Linked DNA regions of Homo sapiens: region 2 is linked to region 1. Evidence: chromatin loops called from intact Hi-C (ENCODE). Cell type or tissue: IMR-90. All regions are shown on one strand. Each heading gives the region's core, and the rest is flanking DNA. Links, peaks and the distances in the headings are about the cores only.

Region 1 (9,592 bases), core at 587-8,586:
TTGGGTGCAGCAAGATTGTGAGTTATCTGCACAGGAGGGCTGTGTGTCCTGGTCCATGAAGAAAGGCAGACTCATAGCTTATCTGCTTTTTCTTTTTGCTTTCCCCTGATCCCGCCAGCCTCATTCCTTTTCCCTAATTAGTGCTTTACAGATACCCCTTTTTACGTTACCCCTTTTTACAAGTTAGAAAACGGAGATTCAGAGAGGATAACTCAGCAATTTCCAAGGTTGGCGGATCAGAATAACTGGGGAGCTCTTAAAATGCACATTCCCAGGCCCCGCCTGCAGAACAACAGAACCAGACCTTAGTTCTGTGGGGTCCAAGGTCACACACCTCTCCAGTAGGAAGACAGGGCTGGGACTGGGATGAGACAGGTGAGGCCCTCGCTGTCGGGTGCCCATCTGTCTGTGTGACCCAGAGAGCATGGGCCTCCTTCCAGTCTGCACCCTTGGTCTCACCCAAGACCCGCCCAAAGCAAAGCCAGCATTGGGATTACAGATCTGTCTGCGGAAAGTCCACACCCTTAGCCACAAAACTATTATTGTTAATACTACAGCCCCAGGATGCCTTAGGGCAGAGATTCTCAAACTGGAGCCTGCATCCAAATCACCCAGAGTGCTTGTTAAAACGCAGAGCGCTGGGCCCCACCCCATTTCTGAGTCAGCAGGTCTGGTTGGGGCTGAGCATTTACCTTTCTAACAAGATCCCAGGTGGAGCAGATTCTGCTGGCCCAGTACCACACTTGGAGTACCACACTTGGAGATTCACCGCCTGAAGGTAGAAGGAGCTGGCACCTCAAGCAACAGCTCTCTTCTCTAGATTTCTTCTCTCAGAGTCTATGATGAAATGCTCTGGGCAGCTGGATTGCCTGACCCTGCAACCCCGAGGCACTCCACTTCCAAGTTGTAGTAAATTCCCTCATTGCTCACCTGTATCCAAGCATCTTGATGCAGGTATTCTACGCTGCTCCCCGTTCCAATCAGGAAAGAGTATCCTAAGAAAGGGTCTAAGATTTTCCAGGAGTGAGGGGTCAGGCCTTAGCAAGGTCAGCACTGATAGCATATTGCTCTGTTGGCCCCATCATCTGCATGGGGGCTTCTGGGATGGCGTTGTTGAGTTCATGTTCGTCTTTGGGCTTTTTGTAGCCCCACATTTATGCAGCTGTCTGGGAAAAGGAGAACTTGGTCTGAAAGTTACTAGGTGTGCTCCCTCCGTGAGTGATCACCCTGAGAGCAGTTGCAGACATTTGTGTTAATTAGTTAATTTAATTTTATGTGCACCTAGTTAGTGCTCTAAAAGAGAATCTACAAATTAATGGCAGCTCACGTGCAAATGACTGAAATTCATAGCCCGGGCTTTATGGTTTTGGTTTTCGTTTTTAAACAGCCCTACAGCCTGTGGGCCAGCACTGGGTATTTCCTTCTAATCCTCAAAAAAGTATTTCTGATTCATTGAAAACCTAATTGCACAGCTCATAAGGGAAGTTCCTTCTAAAATGAAAACCCAGCATCCCGGGGGCATCGGCCCTTACTCATTTCCACCCGTTACCAATTGCAGACTCACTCAGCTGCCAGCACCACTCTCCTCAACACCCTGATTTTACCCACCTGTCTGACCCCTGACCTCTAACCCCTGACCCATACCTCTTCCTCCCAATGTCCCTATTTGAATCTGGGCCCACTATGGTTGGGGAAAGTGCTTAAAGTTGGTGTCAGGACATGTGGTTTCACCTGCTAACCAGCTGCGTGCATTTGGCAAAGTTACCTTTCCTCTCTCAGGCTTCAGTTTTCTCATCTAAATACCTATGAGGGTAACAGCAGGGTGGTTTCTCCTCAGGGAAATGGGAGGCCCTGCTGGGAAGAGGAATCAGGACAGGAAATGAGACGGCCCTTGGGACAGGAGAGGAAGGACCCGCTCTGGGGCTTTGGGAATTGGACTTGGAGGTGCTGGAAGGACAGGAACCAGCTCTGGCCTGGGGTGAGCTGGTCCTGTTTAGTTAGAAGGGAGACTTGTGGCATCACTGAGTGGCCATTTTGGTTTTTGCTGGCAACTGCAGTGAGGGACAGCCTCTCACTTCAAGGTGATGCCAAGAGTTCTTGGAGCTCCTTCTCCTGAATCATGGGGAGAACTGGCTCAAGCTGGTTGGGGCCTGGCTTGTGACCCATTGTGTGTGCATGAGTTCAAAGAGCTCAGTCTCCAAAACTCTGTGGCCATGGAGCCCAGGCTAGGTCTAGGCTAACTACAACCGTGCAGAGGAGTCCTTGTCCCCATTTTGAGCCCCGAGAAACCACTGTGGCATGAGAGGCAGGTCTCAGTAGCCTGGAAGCTTCCTGCGGAGACAAGGTCCCCGCCCTCAAGACAGTTCCCAAGTGGACATGGTGCACTATTGGCCAACTGCTTGTTGGCCGCAGCCACGACAAAGAGTGGCCTTTTAGGCCTCTTTGTTTCTTCTCAGGGAGGTGAAGTAACCATGACTAGGAAGCACCCAGGGTTCCCTAGATTGACTATGGGAGGAGTTCCAGTGAGGACTTTTTTTTTTTTTTTTTAACAGAGACCACTCCTTGTAAAAAGGACATTTTAAATAATTAGTGTGTTGGGAACATGGAGTCACTTCTTTAGACCTTAAAAAATAATTTGTTGTTTTCATTCAAGTGGGTAAAGCAAGCTATTTGGTTATTTAAGAGAACTAGCCTATGATCTTATGGGACCACCAGCAATAACATTCCATGATTCTGTGAGATGTCCCAGATCCCTTACTCCATTGAACAATAGCCAACGTTATTTACCTAGCACATACCTACCAGGCACACTTGACATGCATTTATTGTCATTATTGTATCTAATATAACATTTCTTTTTTCTTTTTTTTTTTTTTTTTGAGGTAGGGTCTTGCTCTGTCACCCAGGCTAGAGTGCAGTGACGCAATTTTGGCACACTGCAACCTCCACCTCCCGGATTCAAGTGATTCTCCTGCCTCAGCCTCCAGAGTAGCTGGGACTACAGGCATGCGCCACCACGCCCAGCTAATTTTTTGTATTTTTAGTAGAGATGGGGTTTCACTGTGTTGGCCAGGCTGGTCTCGAACTCCTGACCTCAAGTTATCCGCCTGGCTCAGCCTCCCGAAGTGCTGGGATTACAAGTATAAGCCACCACACCTGGCCAATTGTATCTAATATAATAGTTCTGCAAAGCAGGTGCTATCCACACTTTGCCCTGAAGAATCTGAGGCTCAGTAAAGGTAAGTAACTGACAAGTCATGGAACTTGTAAGAGGTGGAGCCAGGAGTCCAACCAGGCCTGAATGTGACTTCAGAATCCCCTGATTTGCAGCCTAGAGCCTCAGTCTTGGCTACTGTTCTAGGACCAGCCCCACCTGGAGGTCCCTAACTCTGGTGCCAGTCAGGAGCTCACCTTTGTGCATGGAGCAGAGGGACCCTCCCTTCAGTGTGAGGACAGGGCACTGGGAGGCAGTCAACTCATGCCTGGGACACTGCTGGGGGAGGGCTAGGGGGAAACACTGGTCCATCCAGGCAGAACCAAAACATGGTAGGATGTTTTAAAAGTCCTTTTCAATTGCTGGGCACGGTGGCCCACATCTGTTATCCCAGAGCTTTGGGAGGCCGGGGGAAGAGGACTGCTTGAATTCGAGACCAGCCTGGGCAATACAGTGAAACCCCATCTCTACAAAAAATGAACAAAACTAGCCAGGTGTGGTGGCACGTGCCTGTAGTCCCAGCTACTCAGGAAGCTGAGGCGGAAGGATGGCTTGAGCCCAGGAGGTGGAGGCTGCAGTGAGCTATGATCCTGCCACCACACCCTAGCCTCGGTGATAGAGCGAGATGCTGTCTCAGACAAAGAAAAAAAAAGGCCTTTTCATATTCCAATTCCATTGAAATACAATACCCACAACATGGTGAAACAATTTGAATGTATGTTCAAATGGTTTGAAAAAGATGCTGCCCAGCAAGAGTGGAAAATGGACAAGCAAAGCACCAGTGTTTGTACAGACAGGAACGCTAAAAAAAAGGAAAGGGGAAGAGTTTAAAAAATAAAACCTTCTTTTTTTTTTCTAAAGTGGAGCAGAAAAATCTCAAAATGTGATGGGGAGATTGAAGAAAAGAAAGAGGCACGTCCTTCCTCCCAGGCTGGAAGATTGAAGGGTGCCTGGATAGATGGTGAATCTGAGATTCTCTCCAGAACCAGGAATGCCCACCTATGCCCCCTAGAAGGGTATATTCGAATCTCCTGGGGACCATTCACTGCCCACCAACATCCCACTCTCTAAATTTCTTGCCTCAAATTCTGATACGCTTTCCCAGTTGAAGGTCTTCCTATAGCTTTGATTACTGCTAGGAGTGTGCTAGTGCAGAGGGCAGAGGCAGCAAAGAATGGGCAGAAAATCAGGGAGAATTGCCCAAGTGTGGGTGACTTAGAAAAAGAGATTTTCCCCTGAGGAATTATATTGATGAAATCTAGGCTTGAAAGGTCCAAGTTCAAAGGTCTGCTTACTTTATTATCGTTTTACCCAGAGGAATGTGCCTGTTAGGTTAATATTTATTTTATTGAATAATCTAGTTTTAGTTACTGTCAATAAAAGTCAGCGCTACTTTTTATAGGAAAAAAAGGCAGTTTTGTGGCTAATTTCAGATCTCAGAGAGGTTGTTCCTGGGCCCATTGGCTCTACCGCCACCTGGTGGTAGATTCCTGTAGAACAGGGCTGGCCATTTGGGTTTCGGACCAGAACCCAAGTCTGAGAGGTTGGAATCCTGATCTGCTCACCCAGTAGCAGGGTGACCAGTTGGACAGACTTCCTCTCTCCCTGAATTTCAATTCCCATATCTTAAAATAGAGACCATAATATCTACTTTTGGAGTTTGTCGTAACAATCAAATGAGTTAACATATATGTAGTGCCTAGTGCATAGTAAATGTTTAATAAACTATTAACTATTAGCCTCATTGAAAAAGAACTTGATATCCCCATGGGCTTGTTTCCAGTGGTTTGCCATGGAGTTCTGTTCTCACTATTTCCATAACTGACTGGAGCAAAGCTACAGAAGACACGGCCCCTGCATCATGGCCGACACTCTGCTGGTCAGAGGCTGGGAGAGACTTACGGTTTGGAGGGACGGGCCCAATCTAACGGATTAAATTGTAAGAGGAGTAATGCAAGTTCCAAATGACACATAAAGTCTGCCAAGTGCACACATATTGGGTGAGGGACAAAAAAAAAAAAAAAGACCAAGTCAAAAACACTGAGGGATTTTGGGAACAGATAGCTCAACAGGAGCCAATTGGGTGACACAGGCACCAAAAATTCTAATTTCATCAACAGCCATGAAGGAACAACATATATGAAAAGTCTTTAAAATGTTCATACAGCCTAACCTTGTAATTCCACTACAAGAAATCTACCCAGAGGAGGAAATCATCAGAAACAATTGCATACAAAGATGCTCACTTCAGTGTGGTTTATAAAAATGAAAAATTAGAAACAATGTCCAATAATAGACAAAAAGTTAAATTGTGGTTTATCCATGCAGCCCTTTAAATTTTTCAAAGGGAAATGCACATGAAATAAGTTGAGGGGGGTGGTGAGAATCGGGCTCTCATTACAAATAGAGGACACATTGATAAAAGGCAGAATTAGATAAGATATAACAAAAGCCTATATGCAGCTGATAAGATAGCTTCAAAATTTATAATGCAAAAACTGACAACCCTGCAAGGAGAAATGGACAAGTTCAACTTTAGGAGACTTTAATACACCTCTCCCAGTAATTTATAGATCAAGTCAACAGTAACAACAACAACAAAAAGTCAGGAGACTGATTTGAGTAATAACTCCGTTTACTGCAATACCTCAGTCTCAGTGAATTGATTTTGTCTGTGCACTTATCAGGCAATTACAATAATTTGTTAGAATGACTCACAAACCCAGGGAATGCTTACTTATTATTCCTGATTTATTACAAAGGAAAATTTAAAGGATGCCAATAAACAGCCAGATGGAAGAGACGTGAGAAATAAAAATAAAATCCTGAGTACCTCCAACAACAACAACAACGACAAAAAATCAGTAAGAAAAAAAGAGGGCGGGCGTGATGGCTCATGCCTATAATCCCAGCACTTTGGGAGGCTGAGACGGGTGGATCACCTGAGGTCAGGTGTTCAAGACCAGCCTGGCCAACATGGAGAAACCCCATCTCTACTAAAAATATGAAAAGTAGCCGGTCGTGGTGGCAGGCACCTATAATCCCAGCTACTCAGGAGGCTGAGGCAAGAGAATCGCTTAAACTCTGGAGGCGGAGGTTGCAGTGAGCTGAGATTGTGCTACTGTACTCCAGCCTGGGTGACAGAGTGAGACTCAGTCTCAAAAAATAAAAAAAATTTAAAGAAGAAAAGATTTGAACAATAGAATTTAGAAGCTTAATATGAGGGCCCTGCATAGTACACTGCACCCTACAGCTGGAGAATACATGTTCTTTTCAAACACATCTGGGATGTCTGGGCACAGTGGCTCAAACCTGTAATCCCAGCATTTTGTGAGGCTGAGGCGGGCAGATTGTTTGAGCCCAGGAGTTCCATACTAGCCTGAGCAACATAGGGAGACCTCCAACTCTACAAAAAATTAGAAAATGAACCAGGTATGGTGGTGTGAGCCTGTAGCCCTAGCTACAGAAGCTGAGGTGGGAAGATCACTTGAGCCTGGGAGGTCGAGGCTGCAGAGAGCCGAGATCACACCACTGCACTCCAGACTGGGCGACTGAGCAAGACCCTGTCTCTAAAACAACAACAAAGACAGATAGAAGATTTATAAAACTTAACTACACACACACACACACACACACACACACACACACACATAAACGCAAATCAACTATTTCAGTATGTGGGGCTAAATTCTAAGGGGAAGTACAGGGAGTTTTGGGAGTCAGAGGCTCAGGGACGATCTCCCAGAGAAGGTTATGACTGGGCTGAGTTTGTGAAGATAAGTTATCCAGCTAAAGGAGGTGGGGCTGGAGGCTGAGCTATCTCAGGCAGGGCATACAGCAGGTCTGAGGGCCCCTAGGCAAACAGAAGTGAGTTTAGGGAACTGCAAATCCCTTCCCAGAATTCACCTCTTGCTTCCAGGCAGGGGCCCTGACATGCATCTGCAGGGGCCCCACTAAAAGCTATCGGTCAGTTTCCATCTCTAACAGGAGATGGGGGTCTTCAGTTACCATCCAGCCAGGGCATGTCCCCCAGAAAGGAACATGAGCTGGGCCCGAAAAGGAGCTGCCCAGAGCTCCAATGTCAGGCAGGATTGGGGAGCTCCCTGCAGGTGGGCAGGATGCAGGACCCCTGAGGCCCCACCACCTCCTAAGGAAGCCCCCTCCCCATCCTCTACTACTCCTAAAAAGCCTGGAGGGCCTCCCTGCAGGCTGGCTCAAGCAACATGGACTCCCAGCCCTTGCCCCGCCCAGGCTCACACATAGTTTCTCTGGGGCTCAGGCAATGTTAACACAGCTATCACTGGCTTCCTGCTCACCATGCCAAGCTGTCACACACGTGAGCTCAGGTCTAGGAAAGAACTCTAGAGGGGTTTGGAACACTACCTGTCCAAAGTCTCTGAGTAAGTGAAATGCAGTGTTTAGCCCAAACCTTCATTTTAGCTAAGTGCCTTCCTGTGTCCTCCCCAAGAACCACTCTCAGGGTACCCTCTCACCTGGTGTGGGGCCTCACTTTACCCTCCTTTCAGTCTCTCCTTCCTGACTACTGAGCAGGCAGGGAGATGTGAGAGCCAGAGAGATTTGGGCAAGCCACACAGGCCCATTAGCTCAGCAGCTATGGAGAGAGAAGCCATAAAGAAGGAGTCTTGTCTGGAAAGCAGAAACCTGGACGGACTGGCTGTGTGGCCAAGAGCAAGTCACTTCCCCTCTCTGGTCCTCAGTTTCTTCCTTTTTAAAATAACAGGAAATCATCTCTAAGCTTATTTCTAGCTGAAGATTCTGGGATCTTATTTAAAGAATTGGGTCTATTTCAAAAGTCGACTTAGTTTTTTTGAGGTGGGGGACAGGGTCTCCCTATGTTGCCCTGGTTGGTCTCAAACTCCTGGACTCAAGGGGTCCTCTGCCTCAGCCAGCTTCAGGAAGTTCGTAATTGGAGGATATTGTCCCTTTTGTTGCTTTTCTGGGGCTGTTGCAAGGTGGAAAGAAACAGAGGTGGGCATCCTTGAGCCACTGCTGAGCCATGACTAGGAATTAGACTTCGCAAGGGAGCTGCGTGCAGTGGCTCACACCTGTAGTCCCAGCACTTTGGGAGGCTGAGGCAGGAGGATAGCTTGAGCCCAGGAATTCAAGACCAGCCTGGGTAATGTGGCAAGACCCTGTATCTACTAAAAATAAAAAAATTATCTGGGTTTGGTGGTGCGTGCCTGTAGTCCCAGCTCCTAGGGAGGCTGAGGTGGGAGGATCGTTTGAGGCCAGGAGGCAGAGGCTGCAGTGAGCCAAAATTGCACCACTGCACTCCAGCCTGGTGACAGAGGGAGACCCTGTCTCAAAAAACAACCAACCAACCAACCAACCCAAAACACCCAAATGATGATGCAGTGAGTATCTCAGTGCTCGAATGAGAGCATATCTGTAGGTTAAATTTCATGGGAATGCTTTAAAATAAAGTTTTATGTCTTATTTTAGGGTAAGTAATCTCCCAAATAGCTGAGACTACAGGAGCATACCACCCAGCCTGGCTAATTTTTAAATTTTTTTTATAGAGATGGTGTCCTACTATGTTGCCCAGACTGGTCACAAACTCCTGGGCTCGAGCAATCCTCCTACCTTAGCCTCCCAAAGTGCTGGGATTATAGGCATGAGCCACCATACCTGGCCATCATCTGTGATAGCCCCAAACTGGAAATCACTGTCATTTCCATTACTACAAGGCAAATGAAATGAATTATGGTCTGCCAAAAAGAGACTGGGGTATCTGTACTGACCTGGGCCGATCTTCCAGATATGTGAAGTGTGTACTGTATTCCCCCATTTGTGTGTGCTGTTGGGGAAGGTGTACGTGTCGGTATATGATAGGTAATTTCTGGAAGGATGCATAGGAAACTGGTAACAGTGGTTTCCTCTGGGGTGAAAACAGGGGGACTGAGGGGCAGGGAATGAGCAGAAGGACACAACTTTTCACTTGTAGGCCTTTAGCACCATTTGAATTTTTGTTTTTCCATCTCCATATATTAACTTCAAAATTTTTCTTCTGGTAATATAGTAACAATTGACTTTAAATGCAAAAACAACCTTGCATTCTGAGATACTCTATTGGGTCATAATGCATATTGCTGGATTCAATTAGCTAATAGTTCAGTGATTTTGCATCTATGTTCATGATGTATTTAGGCAGTCACTTTCTTTTCTTGAAATGTCTTTGGCCAGTTTTGGTATTGTGGTGATACTGTCATCATAAAAAGAGGTGGGAGGGAAGTGTTCCCTTTTTCTTTTATTTTCTGAAAGTTTGCATATAATTGGAGCTTTTTCTTTCTTAAATGTTTGATAGAACTCACGAATAAAGCAATCTGGACCTAGTTTTCTTTGGAGTTTTTTTTTTTT
Region 2 (9,592 bases), core at 596-8,595, 200 kb before region 1:
TGCTGTGTAAACAGTGTTACGTTCCAATAGGAGGAACAATGGAATTTGCTTATAAAAACTGATTAAAGATAATCATTATTAAATGAAATAAGGATAATTAATAACTCTGAAATGTTTTTAGAACTTTCCTGATGCTACTTGTAAAGTTAGCACTGCTATGTATTATTGCTTACATACAGTACAACATCATATGCCTTCTAACATAAAGCAGTACTGTGATTTGTTTGTACATATTTACAGATTCTTAAAAACAAGCTGTAAAAACATTACATACTTTCAGACAATACAAATTAGCACATTGGTACTCACTTCAAAACAAATGGAATGCATAACATTAATAAACATCATAAAGGAAGACTCACATAAAAGTCCTTGATTGTCAAGACACGTTTATATATAAACTCTAACTGTGCAGAATTAAAGATTCAATCATAGGTACATCCTTATTTGATGAACCATATTTACAGCATGGTATTGCATAAAAAAATAAAATAATGTTTACAGGGTTTTACTTTTTTATCCATTGGATTAAAGAAAGCAACAAACATAACAAGAAATGTTTGTCTGCTTTAGTTTGTTTCCTACCAAAGTTTAAGTGAAAAAAGGAAACACGGTTTTTATTTGCAGAATATAGCAAAACAACTGGAAAATTATTTCCCTGAAATAAAGCAATTTGAAACGGAAAATTAAATTAAATTTCAGACTCAAAATACTTCTCAATGATTATTATAGTGCTTCTTCAAGTAAATATACTGTGAAAAAAAAATGAGTTCTAGTTTAAAATGTTCTAAGAAATGCAGTACTACAGTAATGCCTACTTTTAAAGTTTCCCGGCCTTTTTTTTTTTTTTTTAAACAGCCCTTTAAAAACCCAAATTAATCAAATGAAAGAAGCGGCAAAAGATCTAACCTAGCTGGCACTCTGCAAGTGTCTCTCCTCTGTGGAAACGAAATCCTGCCCTGAGCACAATTCTTGACATAACTGCCTTCTGCCTCTTGAGATAAAAATGACCTGACCGATGGCTGGCACCCTCAGCCAGAGCTAAGAAGATGGATTCCTACCTTGTTAAGTACCACATTTGCATGTAGACCCAAAACGTTTAAGAGCCACTTAAATATTCAAGACAAATGAAATATGTGAGAATAAGGTTTTAAAAAACCCTTTAGAAGATGTTCAAGAGATACTGCCTCGCCTAACGTGATGTTTCCAATCTTCAAACGTGAGTAGGTCCCAAGAGGAAAAGCACACCTCACTCAGATTGATCAAAAGTTTAAGGGTGTACCAGCATGTTTTTATAGAACAATGTGCTCACTTTGAGAAATGAGAAACATGAATTGCAGAAGAATATCTCATATCCTCCATGTTTCAATCTGAAGCAGCACACAAGGCTACTTATTTTCTCCATTAATGCCCAGATAGAAATTAAATAACCTTCTGAACCAAAGTGGGGAAATCCAAAACTGTTGAGATGTTTGTCATATTATGATAGAACAAGGTAACTCTGGTAGGCATTTGGAATTTCACAGTAAGAGAGTGATGACTATACGTAAATGGTAAGTCAATAAGTTATGCTGGCTGAGTATCACTTATCTAAAAACTGCTTATAACCTGGTAGAAAAGTCTGCCATTATGTAGATTTAAAGAAATGTGTTGAAAACAGGAATGCAACACCTGAAAGTCTGCTTGCATAACTACCATTTTCAAAGGCCTTCCTTCCCAAGCTCACCCTAAATGCTCAGCAAGAGTCACATTCTAAAAACTATGCTGGTGATGTTAAAACAACCGAAAAAAACCTCTCCACTGTATCAAAATTGCATCAAGTTCTCCATGAACAAAATTTTTGATCAGGCTCCAAAACAACTCAAGAAATAAATGCCTACTCTCACCAAAAGAGAAAAATACCAATGCCTATTTAGGGTGAGCACAGTTCCATTTTTAACGTATCACCTGAATGAAGCCTTTTTGTAATTATGTAATGCACAACACAACACACACAATCTTAAGAGTCAATAATGGCAGAACTTAAATATTTACTTCAAAGAAGTCTTAAATTCTTGAAAACTTTGGCAGCAAAGAAAGCTGTCAAACGGGAAAACTACTATTTCAAGCAAAACTTAATAACCAAAGTATACAGGAAACCACATTAAATATAATTTATATTCCTTATCATAAAAACACCAATATATTCAAAATAAATGAAGGATGTTAAGGGTGGATAGTTATTTCTTCCCTTTCTTTATGAGAACAGTCTTGGGATAACATTAAATAAAAGAAAAAATAATTTAAATGGATAACATATTCTATATTGAAACAAAGACTGCAGAGCTATAGGGCCAGTATAAGAGTCAAAATGGAAATTAAGAATATTTTCATTTTCCAAGGGTATTAATTTTAGATTTTCACTGGTGCTATATCAGGATGTGCATTGTGACAACGATGGCAGAAAATTTAAAATGTAAAAATGAAAAAGTTGTAACAAAGAGTCAATAACTAATATAACTTCCAAAAATCAAAACTGCCCAACGCATAACTCAAACCATCATTCTTCAGAAAAGTGTGTGTGTGTATATATACATAAAAGCACTATTTATTGTACCATGCTGTATTATTTTAAGACAGAGTATTAAAAAAAAACATTCATGGTATAAGGATAAAGTCTGTAGTTTATTTAGATTTTGAAATGCAACAAAAATTTTCCGATCACTCATCTAGCTGAAAAAGAAATGGTAGTTACTGGAATTAGTAAACACTTTTGGTTTGTAAAGTTGTAATGAGCAGTGTTCATTAAAAAGTAACTCAAGATAAAATATGCAATTAAAATGCCCATTTCTTTAGTTTCTCTGGATACTGTTTAATTATCCAATCTATCAAGAGTCTAGAAAGAAAAAGATTAAACCAGGTTTTACAGTTCCAAAGATATCCCAATTTCCTTTTATTGCCAAAAGTTAAAATTGTCAATTACGAGATGATTATGACACAACCATATCAAACCTAAAAATCTAATTTTTTTTTTACTTTGAGAAATCAAAAATACCAAATAGATTCTAAGTGCTCTATGTTAACTGAAGTGTATATGTAAAGTAAAATACAATTAAGCTTTAAAACGTGGAATATACATTTTGTGTAAGCATTATGTTCTTGGGAATGTAATCTACAGAATTTCTTTTACTAAAACTTCAAAACCTTGATACCTGCACATGAAAAATCATAAAAAATATCTAAGTACAACTGTACAAAGAAACTGACACCAATATGCATACTTCCATAGAGAAGTGACTGCTTCAACAGTTGTGTGTTTTGGTAAAAGTTCTGAAAGTATGCATATTTTTAAAGTAATTAGGCTTTTAAATAGTGGAGTCTTAGACTATCAGATTTTTATTACTTTTTTTCCTTCAAAAAAACACGTCAATATAATGCAAAATGAAAATCAAGGGTATATGGCATATCATTCTTTTTAAAAGGTGGTTTCTTGGTTTTTTTCCCCCTATAGGACACACTAATTTATTTAAGCCATAATCTCTTGACATTAAACTTTTAAGTTCACTCTGTCTGTAAAGTATACTCAGATTCCCTGCTGAAGTGCAATGACTATGCTGAAAAACTTAGAAACAGTATGAGTAAATTTCACACAATTACTAATCTCCTAAGAATGTACAATGTTATCAGTTAGGAAACAATTGTGCGAAAGTCTTTTTTTTTTCCTTTTTAACTTGGTGTGGGTGGAATAGCAAGTTTCTGATCTAAAACAAGTAATGCATTGCTTCTATAAAGGTGACAACATGTAAGGCAGTTCAAAGAATGCTGACTAACCAAACGAAATGCAGTTATTGGATTATCTTGCTATTCATATCAGCTTAACTTGTTATTACGCATTGCTCTTAAATCTGTACAGCACTCCATTTACACAGAGTAACCCCACTCTTGATTAATCTGTTCTAAAGTGCCAGTATTATTTACACTTTTTTTTTTTTTTTAGCCAAAAGTCTGGCCAGTTGTGGCATCAGGTGAAGATGTCATCCCAGCTCTATTATCATTTACATTCACCAAGGGAAATTCTGAAAATTCAGCACTTGTCCCTGGTCCCCGAAGGTTCACCTGTCCATTGGCAGTGCTAAATTGAGTAGCTATTCCAGCTCTTGATCCATGATAGGGAGCACGGAAGGGCTGTTCAAAGGAGCTCATTTGGTAAGCTTGGTGGACAGGCTGGGCCTCAGCTTTCTTCTGAGAAGTCACTTGATCCAGAAAGTCCTGTGTTGATGTGGCAGAAGCATGGTTTGTCTCATCACCTGAAAAGGGAAATGAGTGCTGTGAATCACCAACTATTAGTCCAAAGTGGGACTTATCTGGAGTTGTTCTTAGTGGAGAATTCATTCCTGATCGAAAGCTATTGATGGGCATGGTGGCATAGACCTGCTTGTCTATGGAAGAGAATGCTGGCTGATTTGGGAGGGTCTGGTTATCAGTCACAAAGTTAAGGCTCGGGCTATTCAAATAGGCATCATTTTGGCTAGTTCTGTCCAAAGCCTGCTGCAGAAACTTGGAGTATTCCTGCAACATGTTGGCTTTATCTGATGAGGATGCTTGGGAGCTTGATCCAACATTCTCTGACGGGGTGACCTCTGGTACTTCTGAAGAATTTATTGATATGCTAGAAGTCACTTCAGTATCTGCAACACTGAAGGATATCTCATGCTGTCCATTAGCTTTGTGGGAATAATGATCCAACAGAGTCTGCAGTACCTCATCTGGAATAACATTTTTGTCATGATTACTCTTAATCTCCACATTCAGTGCCTGTGACTCTAATATGGATGCCGTGGTACTTTCATCAATGACACTTGCCACAGCTGCTTGTGTTACAGAAGGCTGAGAAGCTATGGTACCCACATTCAGCGCATATTCCCTGCTGTTGTTACTTGCTGCTTGAAGATACCGCTTCTTCTTCAAAAACTGCATGGCATCATCATAATTAGTACTACTATGCACAGGTTTACTGGGCCCCTCCTGCAAATTATCAACCTGATCAATGTCAGCATTGCCTTCTGAGTCCAGTAAAGCCTGTTTATCCACAAGTTCAAAAGCATACTTTGAAACTTTGCTCTCTTCATATGTGGATAAAGGTGAAATTGTTTGATTTTGCTCCAGTGGCTGTTTCAGACTTCTCTTACTATTAATTTTTTTGAGAACTAACTTAGGTGGGTGTATTTCTCCTGACGCATCTTCTAAATGCGAGCCCCCAACTGACGAATGTGGCATTTCAACAGCATATTCTGCAACCATATACTCATCTTTTACTTTAGTACTTGAAGAATAAAGAGGCAAGTAATCATTTTTGTCTTTTTTCAGGTCAGATTTGTCCAAAGCACTCTCTTTGTCCATTCCAGATGATTTTTTCTCCGTTTTCTGCCTTTTCTTTTTTGGCAGTGAGTTGTCTTTTGGTGATGTAGAAAAGCCAGAATCTTCCTCAGATGTCAGAAGGCCACCTTTGATGGCACATCTATTTAGTTTTTTGTCATGATTTTCATGGCACATACGTTTATGTTTCAATACACGATCTGTTCTGGAAAAATACTGTTGAATTCAGAGGATGGTAGTGGGTTGTTTGTGGTTTTGGTCAACCAAGAAAAGAAAAAGTGAAACAAAACAATTAATATAAAGATATATTAATGCAATAACATACATAATTCCAAACAAATTCACTGAGCCAATTTTCTATTATAAATCTAATCTGTAAGAGTTAGAAGGCCCCTTAAATAGCTCTAAGTTGTAATATTTTCTAATCTAATTTATAATTATTGTATAATTTAATTACAGTAGAAGAATTTCAAGCCATCTCTCTTACCTGTAAACAGTATTCACACTGGTAAGGTTTTTCTCCACTATGAGTTCTCTTATGCCTTTCCATATGATATTTTTGTATGAATCTCATACCACATTCATCACAGCGAAATGGTTTTTCACCTAGCACATAATATAGAAAGTTTAAAACAAAACAAATATTGTAAAATAATGAATTGCTTTGCCATAAGAATCTCTAAAATAAATGGCTTTTGAAAGTTGTAACTTCCAATTTCATTTGTCAAATATATTTTGCTTTATAAAAATGAAAAGGATTAGCATATGCTATTGGAAAGAAAAGGATGAATACAGGCACAGTCCATTTTCCTGTCTTTTTGTTATGTGCGTATGTAATACCCTCTTTCCAAGGAGAACAGCAGTGCCAGGAATTTATAGCAATATGAACAGACTAGCTGATGTTTCTAATCTTTTTTTCAATCATATAAAATATTGTATAACAGTAAAAAACAAAAAGTTACCCATGCACAATACAACACAATTCCTGGAGACAGTTTTTTAACTCAATTCCTTTTTTAAAACATTTGTGGTTAAATAAAATCTGAATCCTGAAAATATCCTTTAAAATCTAATTTAATAAAATACAAAAAGAACTTAGAGTCTTAAGTTTGTTTATATTTATTCTTTTCCTCAACTCAAGCCAGCACTTCCCATATCATTTAGGGAATGAATTAAACTGAGTATTGTTAATTGGACACATAACACATAACCCCCATTTTTGAAAATCCCCTAATGACTCCTAGAATCTTCTGATTCATAGTCAGGTGTGTTATCCATTGTGCCACTGGCCCCCGCAATGATTTCTAAGCTGTAAAGAACCACTACTATGAAGCTCTAAAATAGTTTTTACTGATAAAACCACAGTCTAAGTAAACAGAAGGGTATGACAAGAAGTTACCTTGAATAATGCTTGTTGGGGAAACTACTGTTTCTCCCTTTCATACATTTAACAAAATTTTTACCAAATACTACTACTATATCCAAACCCCTTGTTGTAGGAGGTTAAAAGTATAAGACATACTACTTGTCTTCAAAGTTTATAACATAATTGGGAAAACAAGATACACACATTTTAAAAAGACAACTAACAACACTATGTCTATTCTGATTTACTTTTACATCTTTATATTTCACTCTTTCTCTTGGTAACCCTTTCAGACAAACCGAAATACCTACCATCTCATGCTTTCCTACTTTTGCCCTGATTCACGCTGCTCCTTCGATTGGGAATGTCCACCTTTGGGTGTTCAAATACTATATTCCCTTTGAGACCCAACCCATCTCCTTTGGGATACTCTGTCCTTTTCTCCCAGGTGAAAGGTATCTTTAAGTTTCCACAGAATTCTATCTGTACCTCTTCTATGGCACTCAGTACTTTCAACTCAATAATCATTGAGTTAAACTTTTTTTAAATTTCAAATTACTGAGTTGTTTACTGCTGCACTATTCACAATAGCAAAGACTTGGAACCAACCCAAATGTCCAACAACGATAGACTGGATTAAGAAAATGTGGCACATATACACCATGGAATACTATGCAGCCATAAAAAAGGATGAGTTCATGTCCTTTGTAGGGACATGGATGAAGCTGGAAACCATCATTCTCAGCAAACTATCACAAGGACAAAAAACCAAACACTGCATGTTCTCACTCATAGGTGGGAATTGAACAATGAGAACACCTGGACAGAGGAAGGGGAACATCATAAACCGGGGACTGTTGTGGGGTGGGGGGAGGGGGGAGGGATAGCATTAGGAGATATATCTAATGTAAATGACGAGTTAATGGGTGCAGCACACCAACATGGCACATGTATACATATGTAACAAACCTGCACATTGTGCACATGTATCCTAAAACTTAAAGTATTAAAAAAAAAGAAATAATTATATTTAATTATTTTGCATATCTCTATTCTTCTACTAGATTATATTTCTTTAGGTCAGAATCCAGGCCTAAATTATACTGATGTAGTTCAAAGTACCTTACACAATTAAAAAAAAATTTTTTTCTTGTACAGATGGGATCTCACTATGTTGCCCAAGGCCTGTCTTGAACTCCAGGCTCAAGCAATCCTCCTCCTGCCTTGCCCTCACAGAGTGTTGGGGTTACAGGCATGAGCCACTGCGCCTTGCCCCTTGTGATAATTTTAAGTGCCAAATGAAAGGCATAAATAGTGACCATTACAGTGGATTATTAAGGGGAAAATGTTACTATGAGCTAGTATGATTTGGAATGGTTTCTTAGAAGTGTTGAAATTTAAGCTGAGTAGCAGAGAGATTAAAGCCAAGGGGAAAAAAATGTTGGGGGTGGGGAGGGAAATAACAGTACTCTAAGTGTTTAGATACTATAAAATGTGCAGGAGAAATGGTGTCTAAGAAGAGAATTTAATTTGGCCACAAGTAAATTGTTTAAAACTTTCAGGAATGTAACTTCAGTAATTACTGCAGAGCTACCAAATTTTAGAGCTGAAGCGTTTCCCGTGGCTTTTGAGCTGTGCTCTTTCAAGCTCGAGAGGCCCACACGGACGGCTGCTGATGTGGCAACAGGCTCAAAGCTTGCCACTCAAAATTAGTACAGAATAGCTCACTTGTATACAATGGGGCTCCAAGTAAGGGTTCCAAAGATTCAGACTAGAAAGACAGCTTACTACAATGAATCCAGACCAATTCACTCATTTTACAGAAAGGAAATATTGAAGGCCGAAAAGTTAAGGCACTTGGTCAAGGGGTAATGAATGCATTAACTAATGAAGCAATGGAAGCTGGGAGAGAAAGTCACTTATAAAGGAAGTTTGGAAGTGAAAGAAATGAGAAGATGGAGATGGGAAATAATAGTTAAGAGGCAATCCATTCCAGAATAAGCACTGTTTAGGACAGGGAGACTGAATTGACTGAAGGCAGAGGAGCCAGTGAAGAGAAACTGATTATCAATACTGAATACCGCCGAAATGGTGCACAATCAAAAGAACAAAATCCAGAGGAACCAAGATGGGAAGGGAAGGAGATTACAGGCAATGTTGTTGGACAGGGGAAGAAAGAATACGTGCAAATTTTGAAATAGAGCTGGTAAAGCTGGGTGCAGTGGCTCATGCCTGTAATCCCAGCACTTTGGGAGGCTGTGGTGGGTGAACTGCTTGAGCTCAGGAGTTCAAGACCAGCTTGGGCAACATGGGGAAACCTGTTTCTACTAAAAATACAAAAATTTAGCCATGTGTGATGGTGTGCACTTATGGTTCCAGCTACTCGGGAGGCTGAGGTGGAAGGATCGTTCAAGCCTGGGAGGTGAAGGTTGTAGAGAGCCAAGATCGAGCCACTGTTCTCCAACCTGGGTGACAGAGTGAGACCCCATCTCAAAAAAAATTAAACTAAATTTAAAAAAGAATGTAGATGATAGAGCTCATTAACGTCAGAAGTTACAGTTATTTATCAAAAGTGATAATGAAAGAGAAAAATCAGTAAGTTGATTACAATTCAATTAATTCTATATATTTGTGGATTGGAAGACTTAACATTAAGATGGCAAAACTCCTCAAACTGATCTACAGATTTAAAACAGAAATTGACGAACTAATCTTAAAATTCGCATCTAAAAGAGCCAAAACTATCTTGAAAAAGAAGAATGAAGCAGGAGGACTTATACTTCCAGATTTCAAAATTTACTACAAAACCACAATAACCAAGATATTGTGATAATAGCTTAAGGACAAGACATACATATCAAGGAATAAAAT

What was found. A loop is a pair of places that touch in the nucleus more often than their neighbours do. Peaks named below come from ENCODE experiments on the same cell type or tissue, not always from the same donor. Only the 100,000 strongest peaks of a DNase experiment are listed, where the experiment ranks them.
Region 2: a loop joins it to region 1, with 2.6 times the contacts of the local background. A loop is called at or near these places in 4 of 110 quality-filtered maps.

The regions. Positions count from the first base shown.
Region 1 is chr3:125,433,301-125,442,892 of GRCh38, forward strand. No RefSeq gene overlaps it. Among named protein-coding and RNA genes, the nearest start is that of ZNF148, 63 kb to the left of the region's middle. In IMR-90, for the core only: a CTCF peak has its summit at 4,687 (motif pointing left); no DNase peak of the experiment used is centred there.
Region 2 is chr3:125,228,369-125,237,960 of GRCh38, forward strand. ZNF148 (zinc finger protein 148) reads right to left here. Exons shown (of 9, transcript NM_021964.3): 8 at 5,843-5,961; 9 at 1-5,571. The coding sequence ends at 3,973. Among named protein-coding and RNA genes, the nearest start is that of SLC12A8, 20 kb to the left of the region's middle. RefSeq lists a silencer at 3,463-3,663 and an enhancer at 3,597-4,796. In IMR-90, for the core only: no CTCF peak of the experiment used is centred there; a DNase peak (open chromatin) is centred at 3,633; H3K27ac peaks cover 182 bases.